Regions from separate parts of the Mus musculus genome. Here region 2 is linked to region 1. The links are chromatin loops, found by intact Hi-C in ENCODE. Cell type or tissue: left cerebral cortex. All regions are shown on one strand.

Evidence for each region. Hi-C counts contacts between places; a loop is a spot of excess contacts. Peaks named below come from ENCODE experiments on the same cell type or tissue, not always from the same donor. Only the 100,000 strongest peaks of a DNase experiment are listed, where the experiment ranks them.
Region 2: a loop joins it to region 1, with 2.4 times the contacts of the local background. A loop is called at or near these places in 2 of 42 quality-filtered maps.

Annotation. Positions count from the first base shown.
Region 1 is chr16:63,034,008-63,042,007 of GRCm38, reverse strand. No RefSeq gene overlaps it. Among named protein-coding and RNA genes, the nearest start is that of Gm33912, 180 kb to the left of the region's middle. In left cerebral cortex, no CTCF peak of the experiment used is centred here; DNase peaks (open chromatin) are centred at 1,821, 1,909, 3,558 and 4,528.
Region 2 is chr16:63,118,650-63,126,649 of GRCm38, reverse strand. No RefSeq gene overlaps it. Among named protein-coding and RNA genes, the nearest start is that of Gm33912, 95 kb to the left of the region's middle. In left cerebral cortex, no CTCF peak of the experiment used is centred here; a DNase peak (open chromatin) is centred at 7,774.

The DNA.
Region 1 (8,000 bases):
AAAAGAAGTTTCCTTGGTTAGGGGTAAGAACCACACTTATCAGCAGGTATAAGAACAAATGTTTAAAATGTACATCAATATTATACTGATTTAGTAAACTGTCAGTTGTAGTTTCCCCTCCAAAAACATCAGTAGTCATGGGTAATTGGCCAAGTTTCCAATATCAAGGATATTTCCTTCTTATTAAGAAAATCTTAATTCCACTTAGATAATTGTTGGGTACTGCTGAGATATGCATGCCATCACTGAACAATTAGGGTTATTGTGCCATGATGGTCATTGTTATTGTCAATAAGTATCATAGCTGGTCAGGACTATTTGGTTGTTTTCCTCCTTTGGAAGATTGCATGGCATTCGCTTTCTTATGTGCGTGTGTGTGTGTGTGTGTGTGTGCGTGTGTGTGTTCCCAAATGATGCAAAGTTTCAGCTGAGGAACATTTAGACTCTATGTCTATATTGCATGGTGTCTTCAGCAACAGGGTCAATCTTTGAACTTCTGGGAGTCAGGCAAGCAAGTGCAATAGAATTAGTCTATTCTTTCTGGAATTTTACCTTCCTCCCTCCTCAGTGAAGGCTTGTTTAATCACTTTGTTCACTTTTCTTGAAACCTTAGAGTGGTGGTTTGATTAGATATGTCCCCTATAGATTCATGTGTTTGAATTATTGTCCATAGGGAGTAGCACTAGTAGGAGGTGTGAATTTGTTGGAGTAGGTGTGGCCTTGTTGGAGGAAATATGTCACTCTGAGGGGTGGGCTTTGAATTCTCTTATGCTCAAGCTATGCCCAGTGTGGCATACAGTCTCCTTCTGCTGCATTCAGATCAAATGTAGAACTCTTGACTCCTTCTCCAGCACCATGCCTGCCTGCATTCTGCCATGTTTTCCACCATGATGATAATGGACTACACCTCTGAAACTGTAAGCCATCCCCAATTAAATACTGTCTTTCATAAGAATTGCTGTGATCATGGTGTCTCTTCACAGCAATAAAGCCCTAACTGAGACACTTGGCAACTTTGATTAAAGTGAAAAACAGCATTCGTATTTCTATTTTAGGCACATTAATGAAAGGAAATGATAATATAATAAAATAACACAAAAAAGATGGTAAACAAAAATAGAAAAACACAAAGTTAAACTTAGAAATATGATTTTAACTAACCATAAATCTTTCCTGATGGATCACATTTTATACTTTCTCCGGTATCAAAATGTACTCCTTAAAGAAACAATGCTTTGTGTTGGCTTTAAAAGTACCACTTAAAGATCTTTAGATATAGTTGTTCTGATGGGAGTTAGGAGAAAAATAGCTCCTCTACGTGTATGTGCATGTGTGTATGTGTGTGTGTGTGTGTGTGTGTGTGTGTGTGTGCGTGCGTGCGTGCGTTTATGTGTATATGGGAGGGGGATTCCAGGCTCAAGGAAAACAGAATGTTTATATATCATGGAGGACCTGGCACTTGGCTCTGAGAGTGCTGAGGTTTTACAATAAATGCCATATTGATGAGGTCAACGACTCAAATTCAAAGAAACTGACTCTCCAAGGGGTAACTGAATAGCAGCCTTTGTTGTTGTTATTGAATCCTGGTTCTTCTACCAAGATTATGAAGGAACTTCTATAATCCCTGCCCCTGTTGGCCTACTTCCATAAAAAATATTTTTACAAATAAATGTACACTTTAAATTTTTCTTTTCAAGGATACCTAGTTTGGGGCTGGTTGAATGACTCAGCAAGTGAATACGCCTACAAAACAACTGTGACAACCTGAATTTGTTCACAGAAACCCATGCACAAGGTTATCCTCTGACCTTTAGAGGCATAATTCGTGGAAATACATACACAATAATAATGATGAATAAAAATATTAAAATACATTCATTTTGACTGTGGGCTTTGTAGGGCCAACATTAATTGCATGCTGTCTCTCATATCTGGCTTGTCTCTCAAAGTTGCACCTCTGAGTTTAGATGTAGCTACATCTACACCATCCTGTCCCTGTTTTCTACAATGTGTGAATGTGCTAAAATACATTTATGCATTTGTGCACTGGTAGAGATTCAAACTGTTTCCATTTGAACTTATTGTGAGCATAGGAGTAATAAGTCCTGTTTGTTAGATATTTTGATGACTCAACACATTCCATTTACTTGGAGATGTAATTGTTGGCATTCTGTCTGGACTCTATCCCCCACAGTTACCTGGAAATGGCCAGGTAGGCCTGGCTGCTTGTCCCCCTCCTCTCTCTCTTACTCCTGCATCTCTGTCTTGCCTCTTGCTTTCTTGCTCCCCCTCTCTCCCCATTCCCTTCCCCTCCCTCCACTCTCCACATGGCCATGGCCGGCCTCTGCTTCTCTATTCTCTCCTTCTCTCTGCCTTTCTCTGCCTCTAGTACCCACTTGACTCCCTTTCCCATGCCCTAAATAAACTCTATTCTATACTATACCAGTGTGTGTCTGGTCCCTCAGGGGGAAGGGATGCCTTGGCATGAGCCCACTGAGGCACCCCCATCCCCCACTTCCTGCTAGAACATATTCTTATAGCTCATTCTCTTTTTATGATCACAACAGTAAAGATATGCTTAGCTTTATTTGAACCATGTTTCTTTATAATGTAAATAATTGTGTTTGGTCCAAATCACTATACTTTTAAAGCCATCTGATTTTGTTACAGTTTCAAGAAATTTACAAACTCCTAACAGAAACTTCAGAAAAGCTTTTACTGTGTTTGCTGATGGTGACTTTCCCAGGTTCATCTAGCCCCTCTATTAGTTTTTCCTCCGATGGAGAAATGAAGTGTTTGAAACTCTCTCTACCATCATTGCACTTATATCCTGGCTATCACAAATCTTCAGTTTAGGATGCCCTTGCCCTGGGTCTTCATCTTGCTACATTTTACTGGACCCTAACAATGGATACATCATCCCAACTCCTCTGTCTCACTGTAATCTCTTTCAGGACATTCATCATAATGTTTATAATCTCCACCATTATATGTGACACATTGTTAAATAAAGACACAAATGGATTTAGGAAACATACACATTCCAATAACTAGAAACAAAGACACCATACCCCTAATATTGTTAGGTGTCTCTGTAAATAAAATAAAAATTAAAGAGAGTAAATCTGAATATCTTACATCTCTCAGATTAATATAGGCAGCCTAGAGCTCCAAAGATCATTGCCACTCATTCAAACACTAATAGAAAACTAAAAACTGAAATTTTTCTGAACAATATTGTCCATGATCTTAATAATTTCAAGATGATGTTCCAAATGGAACTTCCATAACAAAGAATATAAGTATTATATTTTTGTAATTTCACATTAGAATTTCTATACACACATAAAAACAGATCTGGAACTAGATTGCACATCTGGAACCATTTCATAAACTGGATTAGACCCTCATGAGAAATCAAAATGCATTACAGACTAGGCTAAATTTTTAGCTTAATTATACTTCTCATTTTCTATAAGAAGCTATGCTTTGAGATTGGACTGTCATCAAAGGCATATGGTTAAGCAAATGTGTGAAGAAATACAAGGTTTCAGAGGAAAACATTAGCAATGTATGTGCAAATGAATGTTGTACATGTCTATACCAAAGTAGGCATGTGCCTTAAATAGTTGCTATTTCTTTTCCTCATCACAGAGCCATTTTTGTTCTATGAAGAAGCCCACTCCGTTTAGCATGAGACCTCAAGAAACAACTTTTTTATTAGTCAAAAAAATGAAAAGCAAAAACAAAACTATTGTTGACAGATTAAATCCTCACTACCTCACATAGCAATGCTGACTCTGAAAGTCTAACCCCTGTCCTTTGATTCCCCCTTCTCAATGTAAAGTCTATGGAAAATATCTCTTATTTACTTCAATTACTTTACTCGAGGAAAACTTGCTGAAGCTGAACAAAGAAGCTACAAACCCACATGTTTCTTGAGATCAAGATATTGCAACATTATCTGCTTTATAACTTAAAAGAATTTAATGTAAGTTCTGTTAGGTGTGAAATATTAGAAACAATATTATATGGATTTTATTTATGGAATCACTTGAAAAGAGATTTTGCTTCCAGATGTCTAAATGGTCATCCTAGCGAATTTGCAGAAACACTGAATGATGGCTCAGGAGTCTTATCTTTAGGTATTTCCCTTTATATTTTATTACTATTACTCTTTAATAATAAAATATACAGAAAATGTGTTTAAATAAATAAGGATTAAACTGATATAGCTGGATTTTTTTTAATACAGAAAATCAAAAGAACTGGAAGAAAGTTTATCTTCACTTCCTCCCAGAAATAAGCACTGTTTGCTTTTATGAAAAGGATGTAAGTTGTCACAGAAACATGGTGAAAGCCAACTCCTCCCTTAGAATTCTGGATTTTTATGGAGAAAACAGACGAAAGTGAATTTTTCTCAATTCTGTGCTACTTCTTCAAGCAATTAGACTCTAAGCAGTTACTACTGAATGTCAGGAGTCTGAGAGATCTGTGAACATATGAGCTCCACTGCTACAGAAATAATTAAACTAACGGAATGGCAAGGAAGATGCCAGCATGGTAAGTATAAACATAGGAAAACTAAGGGATGTGTCAGGAAGATGCAGTGAATAAATACATTCTCAAATCATTCTTTGGAACAATGCCTCAAGTAGAGGAGAAAGAATAATTCCTTAGACACATTTCAAATCTTGACCCAAGATTTTGCATATCTTAGAAAACTGTAGAATAGGGATGGAATGGAGTGAGCGAAGGGCAGGAAACGTTTGCTTTTGCTAACTCCTGTCTTTTTTTTTCTTTTTAAGAAAAAATACAGCTAATTTATTATTTTAGAGACAACGTAGTAGATTCAATAAACTCTCACCTCATTCTTCCCTAAATGAGGATTTTAGAGACGAGAAAGGAAGAGGCGGAAGTGGATGTAATGATGAATAAAAGAAAGAAAGAGAAAGGAGTCCATGTGGTGAGAAGAGTAGAGAAATGGACCAATAAATGCTCAGAGAGAATCCACTGGAAAGAATACACTCCTAAAAATAAAACACCTACCTTGTAGAGAGAGAGAGATCACACCAACAGTCAGAAAAGTACCTACAGTGCAAGCCTACTGAAATAAAGCCAAAATGAACAGCAACACGAGGGATGAGCAGATTGTCCACAAATATTTATTGTGAAAGAACTCTGTATATTTTCCCCTTTTGCTTTTCCTGAGCTGATTTCATCATTGGCCATTTGGCCACCAAAAAAAAGTACATACTGATAAAACCATAGCCACCGATAGGAATAAAATATTCTCCATTTGTGTGAAAACTCAACATGGCAGGAAATAGATTTGTAGTTATTGTCCTTCTGACCCTGAGCTCTAATTCTCAATACCTGCTTTGTCCAACAGTTAGTATACTAAAATCTAGGAAAACTTACTGTGTTTCCAAGAATGTAAAATGGAATCACTGACCAGAGATTTGACCTAATAATTTATTATTATTATTATATCATTCCATTATTGTTATCATTATTTATTAATCATTCCATTATTATTATTTTTATTAATCCCTCCATTCCATTCAAACACTATCCCCCTTTCCTGGTTACTCTACCACAGACCCCCATCCCATCTGCCCTTTCTACCTCCCTTTTGCCTCTATGAGGGTGATCCTCCAGACATCCACCCACTCCCACCCCACCCCTCCACAATCTCCCTATGCTAGGGCACTGAGCCTCCACAGGACCTAGGGCCTTCCCTCCCATTGATGTCAGATAAGACAGTCCTCTGCTACATATGTATCTGGAGGATGGGTCCCTCTCTGTACACTCCTGGGTTGGTGCTTGAGTCCATGGGAGCACTGGGTGGTCCAGGCAGCCCACATTATTCTTCCTATGGGGTTGCAATCCCCCTCTGCTCCTTCAGTCCCTCCACCAGCTCTCCCTCTAAGGTCCCCAAGCTCAGTGTGACGGTTGGGATGAGCACAGCCAAAATAACAAATTATTGAGCAGAAAATCAGACTTAGCCATATTACATAAGACAGAAAGAAAACGGAAGCTGAATTAAATATAATGTGAACAGAGAGAGGTATGGAGAATTCTAGAGACAGCAGAAAAAAATAGAAGTAACTGAAATAGGAGAAGGATGGGAATGGAAGGCAGAAGGAAGAAAAAAAGAGGAATAGAGGGTGGGAAGGAGCAAGAAGGGAACAAAGGAAAGAAAGAAGGAAGGAAAGATAGAAGGAAGGAAGATAGAAAGGAAGGATTAGGTATCAAAGAAATCATAGTGTAATGAATCATGTTTATTTGCCAAAACATTATTGTGATATTTAAGAATAGAAAAGAAAAAGGCTGATCATAGAGGCTAACACACCTAGGACATCATCACTCAGATACTTTAATGCAAGTCAGAGGACATTGTGCCCTTAACAAGGACTTAATATCATAAAGTATATAATAAAGGTTTAAATATTTACCAAAAGACAAACCAATCAGCGACAAACAATAGGAATTAGTGGCCTTATATTGTTCTGCAACTAACTGTTCCTGTACTTATATGAAATGAGGCACAGAAGGCAAGAAATCAGACTGGGGATTTTAAGCCTGGGGTTAGAGATAAGAGTACTTGCCTAGAGTGCACAAGGAAGGCACTAAATTGAGTTCCCTGGGCACACACACAAAAGTGAAAATAAACATTTAAGAGACATCTGGAATGGGAAGTGTTTCATCTGGTAGAGAAAGTATGAGAAGTTGAGTTGAATCACGGAACTTGTGAGAAACAGGGAGGGCGGATTATAATTCCAGAATTGAGGACACAGAGATGGGAGAATGGACAGCTCACTAGCTAGCAAACCTAGACTAATTAGTAAGCTTTAGCCAATGAGACAGTCTACCTCAAAGTCTTCCTGAGGATGGCACCCAAGTTTCATGTGTGACCTGCACACCAGCATTCCATACACACATACATTTTAAAACAACATGTTTTTATGTTGCTTACTTAAAGAATGACAAAATTCATTAGGTAAATCAAACCTTGGATGTTTTGCCAAAGTAAAGTCAACTTATTCAGCATTATCAAAGACTGTGGGCAACTTTTAATCTGGAAACCATCAAAAACAAAAAGTATACATGTAGCCAACAAGCAATAACTTCTAATAAATACCCACAACTTGGTAGTTGACCATTACAAAGACCATTCAATGAAATCTCTACCAAACTAGGAGAATTTGGCCTTGTTTTTGTTTTTTTTCTATTCCTGTGATAAATACCATAAGTAAAAGTAACTTGAGGAACAGAGGGGTTTATTTTATCTTACCTTTTGTAGTCCATCATGAAGGGAAGCCATGAAGAGAAACCAGAGCAGAATGGTGCTCATGTGTTTTGTTCCAGGCTCGCATCCAGCTACCTCTCCCATACAGCTCAGGCCCCCTGCCTAGGAAAGTTACCACCAATAGTGAACTGAGCCACACTACATAAGGTATCAGTGAAGATATGCCTCACGGGATATGGTACAGATTGATTGGCGGTACAGATTGATCGGCTCGAAGCAATTCCTCGACTGAGATCCCTTCTTCCTGGGTGTGTGTAGATTTGTGTCAACTTGACAGTGGGGGATAATTATGAAAGAACTACTACAAAAAAGTATCCAAATGTCACTCATCTAAAATCACACAGCAGGGCTGGAGAGATAGCTCAGAAGTTAAAACCACTATTGACTATTACTAAGAACCTGAGTTTGATTCCAAGAACCCATATTGGGTGTGGTTAATAACTATAACCCAGATCTAGGGGATCCAACACTGCTGGTCTCTATGGACACCCACATATTCATGTCCACTTCCCCAAAGCACACACACCAAATAAATTATTACTTTGGACTTTGAGACAATGTTTAAGGAAGATCAGAGAAAAAAATGTAAAGTTGGCTTAAATCTTCAGTGTTGAAAACTATGAAGGGTACAGTGCATAGATTACACTAAGAAAAATTGAAATCCGTGTTGAGAATTAGAAATAGCATT
Region 2 (8,000 bases), 85 kb before region 1:
CAAATCACTCATTGCAGATTAAACGCATGTTTGGCTATGACAGACATCCTGGGAATACACCTATCTGTGAGGATTAATAGAGTTTTACCTGAGGATTATTCTTCTCAAAAAGAGTGTGAGTGTTCTTCTTTTCACAGTAGCACATTTGACAATGGTGTCCACAGATGGCACTGACTTTCAGCTCTATCTGATTGCAAAGTATATGAATATTAAACTGAGTCTTTTGTGACTTTAATCATTATTTTAATGATACTACAGAATTTGTAACCTCTGTTTAATAACATTTTTTAAAAATGTCAGTTACTTCTATCAAAGAAAATCTAAAATCAGAAGAAAGATGAGCATAGACATTGAGAGGATTTGCACTGATACGTTCTGCAAGCCTGTCTCCTTCCCTAGAGTATGTCCATGTGGACTGGTTCATTGTCCTACATTCTGCTAATACCAGGTTCTTCCAATAATGAAGAGTGAAACAGACCCTTGAGTTTCAAAGTGCAATTATTTTTAAACATATCTTAGCTGCTATTAGACAGTGGGAGGTCTGTGTGTATGTGCATGGGTGTGTGTGGGGGCAGGTGTGTGCATATGTACAAAATGCAGATACCCAAGCATTTAATTAAGCACTTAGGAATACAAAAATATCCCAACAGAGTTTCAGCCCAGAAACGTAGAATACCCAAGATACAACTTGCAAAACACATGAAACTCAAGAAGGAGGAAGAGCAAAGTGTGGACAATTCGCCACTTCTTAGAATTGGGAACTAAACACCCATGGAAGGAGTTACAGAGACAAAGTTTGGAGCTGAGACGAAAGGATGGACTATCCAGACACTTGCCGCACCTGGAGGTCCATCTCATAATCAGCCACCAAATGCAGACACTATTGCATATGCCAGCAAGATTTTGCTGAAGGAACCCTGATATAGCTGTCTCTTGTGAGGCTAAGCTAGTGCCTAGCAAACACAGAAGTGGATGCTCACAGTCAGCTATTGGATGGAACACATGGCCCCCAGTGGAGGAGCTAGAGAGAGTACCCAAGGAGCTAAAGGGGTCTGCAACCCTATAGGTGGAACAACAATATGAACTAACCAGTACCCCCCAGAGCTCGTGTCTCTAGCTGCATATGTAGCAGAAGATGGCCTAGTCGGCCATCATTGGGAAGAGAGGCCCCTTGGTCTTGCAAACTGTATATGCCCCAGTACAGGGGAAATACCAGGGCCAAGAAGTGGGAGTGGGTGGGTAGGGAGGTAGGCGGGGGGGGGGGGGAGATAGAGGACTTTCGGGATAGCATTTGAAATGTAAATGAAGTAAATGCCTAATAAAAAATTGGAGGAAAAAATACACAAAATTTATAAAAATAGAAGCATTTTAACCTTGCGATCAATATACTGACAGTGAGCTTACACTCCACCACCAAGGGGACTGGAAATGTTTGTATATTAGAAGGACTTTGAAGAAAAAAGCACACTGAAGAGAATTCTATTGTTCTTATTCCTAAAACGTTGGTTTTTTTTTCTAATTTATCTCTTTTACTTATGACATCCTATGATTTTTCTGATGGACAAATGAAATAGCAATAAGCATTGTGATTTTCCCCTCCATCATCCCCACCCATGCCTGTGTATATCATTTAAAAGTTCTCACAGTGACTTGGAACATACTTGTTCTTACATGTTGATCAAGAAACTAAGAATGACATAACAAGGGAATGTTACATAGGCAGTGTTAAGTGGAAAGTCACAAACACGGACAAGGGCTGCTGCCCCAATCTGCCAAAGCAATCATAATTTGAGGACCAAATTAAGAAATTAAGATTCTGACTATCAATAATCTCATGCCCACAAAAAATTCCTTGATCAAAACTTAAGATTCCATAAAACTGTATTGGGTTTTAGTTACTGACCATCAAACAGTTTGTTTCAGGGCTTTACGTATAGGTTGACCATTGATTACATCAGAAGGGTATTTGAAATACGTAATTGCAATTGTTTATGTCTCTTTGTGGATTTGTCACCATCCATCTTGGCTTAGTGTGTCCAGGAGCTCTTGCTGTTTAGTGCTTGTATATTTAGAAATACTTTTGTTTGTTTCATTTTTATTTTTGAGATAGGGCCACTCTACATAATCCCATCTGTTAGCATTTTGTCTAAGCTCCACCCCACAGTTACCTGGCAACATCCAGATATGCCTGACTCACTATAAAAGGGGCTGCTTGCCCTGTACTCTCTCTCTCTTTCTTGTTCTGGCCTTCTTGATCTAGCTCTGCCCTCTAGTCCCTTCCCCCCTCTCTCCCCATTCCCCTCTCCCCTCCACTTGCTCATGGCCAGCCTCTACTCCTCTCCTCTCCTCTCCTCTCCTCTCCTCTCCTCTCCTCTCCTCTCCTCTCCTCTCCTCTTCTCTTCTCCTCTCCCCTCCCACCCCCTCCTTCAACTTAGCCCAGCAAGAATTCTTAAATTTTATTCTTTTATCATTAGCTTCATTAGTTAAATTTATTTCAGGTAATTTTTATGAGTGAGACTGTGTCCTTGATTAACTTCTCAATGAACTCAGTTGAGTTATAAAAATGCCATGTAGTATTATAGAACTTTACTAAATTTATATATTATTTAAAACCAGTCTAGAGTGATGTATTTTTTTTAATGTTTAAAATAATGACACCTACATGCAGGAGCAATGTTGCCCTTCCCTGCTAATTAGATGTCTTGTTCCTTCTGTTTTCACACTGGAGGACTGACAGTATTAGGATGGAGGAGAAAGTCGGCTTCATCCACTCATTCTGGTTGTTGTGGGCTTCTCATTCGTAGCATTACTATGTTGATGTATGTTCTACCCAGGCTTGATTTTTTTTTGAGTGGTTTTATCATGAGTGGGTGCTGAGCTTTATCAAATGCTTTCTCCACATCCGATGAAACCATCACAAGGTTGTTGTCCTGTGTGGCAATCTGATACTTTACATGCAAATAGCCTGTGATGTGATCTGATAGGTTACATGCAGACGTCTGTGTGTGTTCAACTGTGTGTGCTTCAATTCCATGTGATCATTTGCATAGTTCTTCCAGCAAGCTGCTCAACTCAGCTTCCTAGTAGGTTTTTGTTTTTGTTTTTGGGTTTTTTTTTAATCAATTTTCATTGAGAATACTGACAATTTTCTTTTGATTCTATGGCTGTCAGGTATTGGTGTCTGGGTAGTACTAGCTTGTACAAAAATTCCCTAGAGCTCCCAGGGACTTAACTACCAAACAAATGGAAGAAGCCCTTGGTCCTAGGAAGGCTCAATACCCCAGTGTGGGGGAATGCCAGGGCCAAACATTGGGAGTCGGTGGGTGGGGGAGCACCCTCATAGAAGCAGGGAAGGGGGAGGGAATAAGGGGTTTGTGGAGAGGAAACCTGGAAATGGAAAAACATTTGAAATGTAAATAAAATATCCAATAAAAAATTTAAGAAAGATTTTCCTATTGAATCTGTTCGAATAGGTGAGATAATTTGTGGTGTGCTATGGTAATTAAGAAAGTCATCTGCGAAAAGTGATATTTTGACTTCATCTTTTCCAATTTGTATCCCCTTGATCTCCTTTTGTTGTCGAATTGCTCTGGCTAAGACTTCAAGTACAATGTTGAATAGGTATGGAGAGAGTGGACAGCCTTGTCTAGTCCCTGATTTTAGTGGGATTGCTTCCAGCTTCTCACCATTTACTTTGATGTTGGCTACTGTTTTGCTGTAGATTGCTTAGGTATGGGCCTTGAATTCCTGATCTTTCCAAGACTTTTATCATGAATGGGTGTTGGATCTTGTCGAATGCTTTTTCCGCATCTAACGAGATGATCATGTGGTTTTTGTCTTTGAGTTTGTTTATATAATGGATTACGTTGGTGGATTTCCGTATATTAAACCATCCCTGCATCCCTGGAATGAAACCTACTAGGTCAGGATGGACGATTGCTTTAATGTGTTCTTGGATTCAATTAGTGAGAATTTTATTGAGGATTTTTGCATCTATATTCATAAGTTCTGAAGTTCTCTATCTTTGTTGGATCTTTCTGTGGTTTAGGTATCAGAGTAACTGTGGCTTCATACATTGAGTTGGGTAGAGTTCCTTCTACTTCTATTTTGTGGAATAGTTTGTGCAGAACTGGAATTAGATCTTCTTTGAAGGTCTGGTAGAACTCTGAACTAAACCCATCTGGTCCTGGGCTTTTTTTGGCTGGGAGACTATTAATGACTGCTTCTATTTCTTTAGGAGATATGGGACTGTTTAGATCTTTAACTTGATCCTGAGTTAACTTTGGTACCTGGTATCTGTCTAGAAATTTGTCCATTTCATCCAGGTTTTCCAGTTTTGTTGAGTATAGCCTTTTGTAGAAGAATCTGATGGTGTTTTGAATTTCTTCAGGATCTGTTGTTATGCCTCCCTTTTCATTTCTGATTTTGCTAATTAGGATGTTGTCCCTGTGCCCTCTAGTGAGTCTAGCTAAGGGTTTATCTATCTTGTTGATTTTCTCAAAGAACCAACTCCTTGTTTGGTTAATTCTTTGAATAGTTCTTCTTGTTTCCACTTGGTTTATTTCACCCCTGAGTTTGATTGTTACCTGCTGTCTACTCCTCTTGGGTGAATTTTCTTCCCTTTTGGGGGGGAGGGGGGGCTGGATATTTTTTTTTTACTTACATTTCAAACATTTTCCCCTTTCCAGGTCTCCTATCCCAAAACTTCCTATCCCATTCCCCCTCCCCCTGCCTCAGTAATACATATGCCTTTCTAGGGCATGTTTTTGAATTCCAGAGTACTTACACAATCTTTAACATTTTTTTGCTAATTTGTAACTTCATATTCTTGAGGCCAGTAAGATTAAAGAAGGGATGTCACTATCTTAATTTGTTGATATTTGCTTTGTGGTACAAAATAAAAGCATAGAGAATGCTTCAAGTAGCATGAGAACAATGTATAATTTTCACATATGGAACAAATGGTTTGTAAATATCAGGTTTTGGGGATCTTTTGGTCTATGGTGTAGTTTAAGATTTCTCCGTTGAGATTTTGAGTTGATGATTTTTCCAGCAATAAGACTGAAATAGTTGAAATTTCCTACCTTAATTATATCAGAATCTATCTTTACATTTGGACCTAATATTATTCCATCTTATAACTATATGTTTCAAAAGTTGATGTATGTACACTTGAAATTACTACTTACACTCATTAAATTAATTTTTTATTACTACATATGACACTCCTACTTTGTAAGGTTTTATTTTCCAAATTAGCCTAATAATGTATGGTTCTCCATAGATCTTTGTAGGTGGTAATCTTGGCTTAGAGTTCTAAACCAAAAGGCCCACTAGATCTGTTGTATACCCATGCAGACCCTGTATTTGCTGCTTCAGTCTTTGTGAGTTCATGTGACCATTGTTCAGTTTATCTAAAGGCCTTGTTTTCCTGTTTTCCTTCTCCCTCTCTGTCTCCCACTCTCTTTCTCCCTTCTTTCCCAAAAGATTCCCTGAGCTCTGAGGAGAGAAACATGATGGAGACATCTCAATTAGAGTTGTGATCCAAGATATCTCTCTCTCTCTCTCTCTCTCTCTCTCTCTCTCTCTCTCCCTCTCCCTCCCTTTCTCCCTCCTTTCCTCCCTGTTTTTCTCTTTGTATAAGTTTCTGTGTTCGATCCCATATACATAGTACGAAGCCTCTTTTATGACTGCTGAGTAAAGGCACAACCTATGAATACAGCAGAATATCATTAGGAGACGTTTTATTGCTTGGTGGTTTGGTTTGGTTGTTTTTTCTAGATCAGTAGTGTTTGGTTTTACCCTAGGTCTCTGGGCTATCTAGTCTCTGATTCTTGGTCACTCAAGCAATATCATGTATGGATTCCATCTCATGAAAAGGGCCTCAAGTAAAATCAGCCATTGGTTGGTTATTTCCACAAGCTGTGTGCCACCATTGCTGTAGCATATTTTGCAGGCAGGACAGACTATTTTCCATGGTTTTGTGGCTGGATTGGTGTTACAGTTTTTCTTTTTGTAGCCTGCAGAATACCTTCCCATGTCAAAAACACTACAACATGGAGGTGAAGGTTCTATGTGGCCATGTCTCAATGTTTAATGAGTTGTTTAACTTCATAAGTTCTTATATAGAGTTTATTTTACCAGTTGTAAATATAGGTTATACTGTTTGTGTTCTATTTCCTTGTTGTCTCTTTTTCCACATCTCTTCCTTCAGGCTATGCGTGTTATTACTGGTGAAGTGAGTTTCTTCTAGGCATCAAAAGATTCAGCTTTTAAAAATATATAATTATTCTAAAAATTTTCATTGATGAATATAATCTGACCATCTCTCTCTCTCTCTCTCTCTCTCTCTCTCTCACACACACACACACACACACACAGATATGGAACTGTTTTAAGTTAGTGTGTATGGATCTACACAGGACAATGCTTGTAATTAGCAATTTTCCTTCATTAAAAATAAAGTCTCAATTTAAAGGGAAGAAGAATGATGCCATATTAATACTATTATTCTAGTCTGATTTAAGACATACTTAGACAAGGGAAAAGGATAGTGTGAGAGGCGTTGTTCAAGTTCTTAAAAGCAGAGAAAAGAACAAAGCCGTAACTAATACAAAGCCAAGCACCAATAAAATAGAGGATGGTTCCCCATGAGTTTAAATCTTCATTCTGTCTATGCTTTAAAAATATGATTAACATCTCATCAGTGTGAGTGGACTTCTCTTCCTAAGATGTGAGATGATATTGACTAATCAAGTCATCACAAAAGGGCATCTATAATCAAATCCTAATATACCAGTAATAGCAAGCAATTCCTACATAGGCAATAAAGAAAGAAAAAAAAAACTCAAATTACATGTCCTGCAAAGTTAAAATCAGGATCCTAGATGTTTAATGAATGGCAACTGTCCAAAACATAAAAATAAAATAGGATACCATGACAAGATATTGTCTCTTTCTTATTTTTGTACCCCAAATTGGGAGGGTGGATAGAGTTAATAAGACCATTCTATCTAGCTACCAGAAATGAGTTTACCAGTTAACAAAGAAGTTCACATACCATAAAAAGAGGAAAAGATATTTCTAGGCTCTGTAGCAACATTTAATTATAAAAGCAAAAACAAAAAACAAAAAACAAAAAACAAAAGGAAACCCACCAAGAGAGTGGCATTCCTTATATACACATTTTGTTGTTACCCAATATCTAAATTTTATTACACAGAATTAAGCATAATCATCGTATTAGGTATAAATTCAGAATTCAAACTGTATGCCTTCAGGTAAATAAGTTTTGTTTGTAGTTTTGAAAATTGCTTACATTTCTGGCTATAAATAACTTGTGTTCATATTTAATAATTTGTATTGGATACTCCCCAAACTCATGTAACCTCTCTTTATAAGACTACACTAAAATGTATCTGTGTGTCTCCCTCTCTTTCCACTGAACACTATAGTGATAAGAGTGAACACTTACTATTGTGGCCATATCACTGTTCAGTATACAGTCTAAAAAATATTTAAATCCCATATCCTGATTAAAAACTGAATTTATCATAAGGCTGGGGTAGTTATTTGATTAATTTAGCATTAAAACGCAAAATTGGTCCTCTCATCCGAATACTGCTTAAATTAAACTAACAGATTTTTTACAAGCTTTTTTTCCCCTTAACAAACTCATTTGCATGTGTGAAATCTTGCTGTGAGGCTGAATAAGGGAGAATTAAAATAGATTTAGTGTGTATATTACGTCTTTACAACAGAAGAAGAACTCAAATGAACTCCTCCAGGTCTGTCACACAAGTTAGCATTAAAGGAAGAGAACTAAATCTGCATGTACAGTTATGAGTCTTATTATCCTCATTCTACAGGGCTCAAGAACGGGCGTGGCATGCGTAGAACTTATCTGCTTTAAACGGTGGTGAACCAAAGTTAAAGGAGTACAACAGATGCAATAAATAAATAAATAAATCTCCAAAAGTCTTAAGGTATCAACTTCAGAC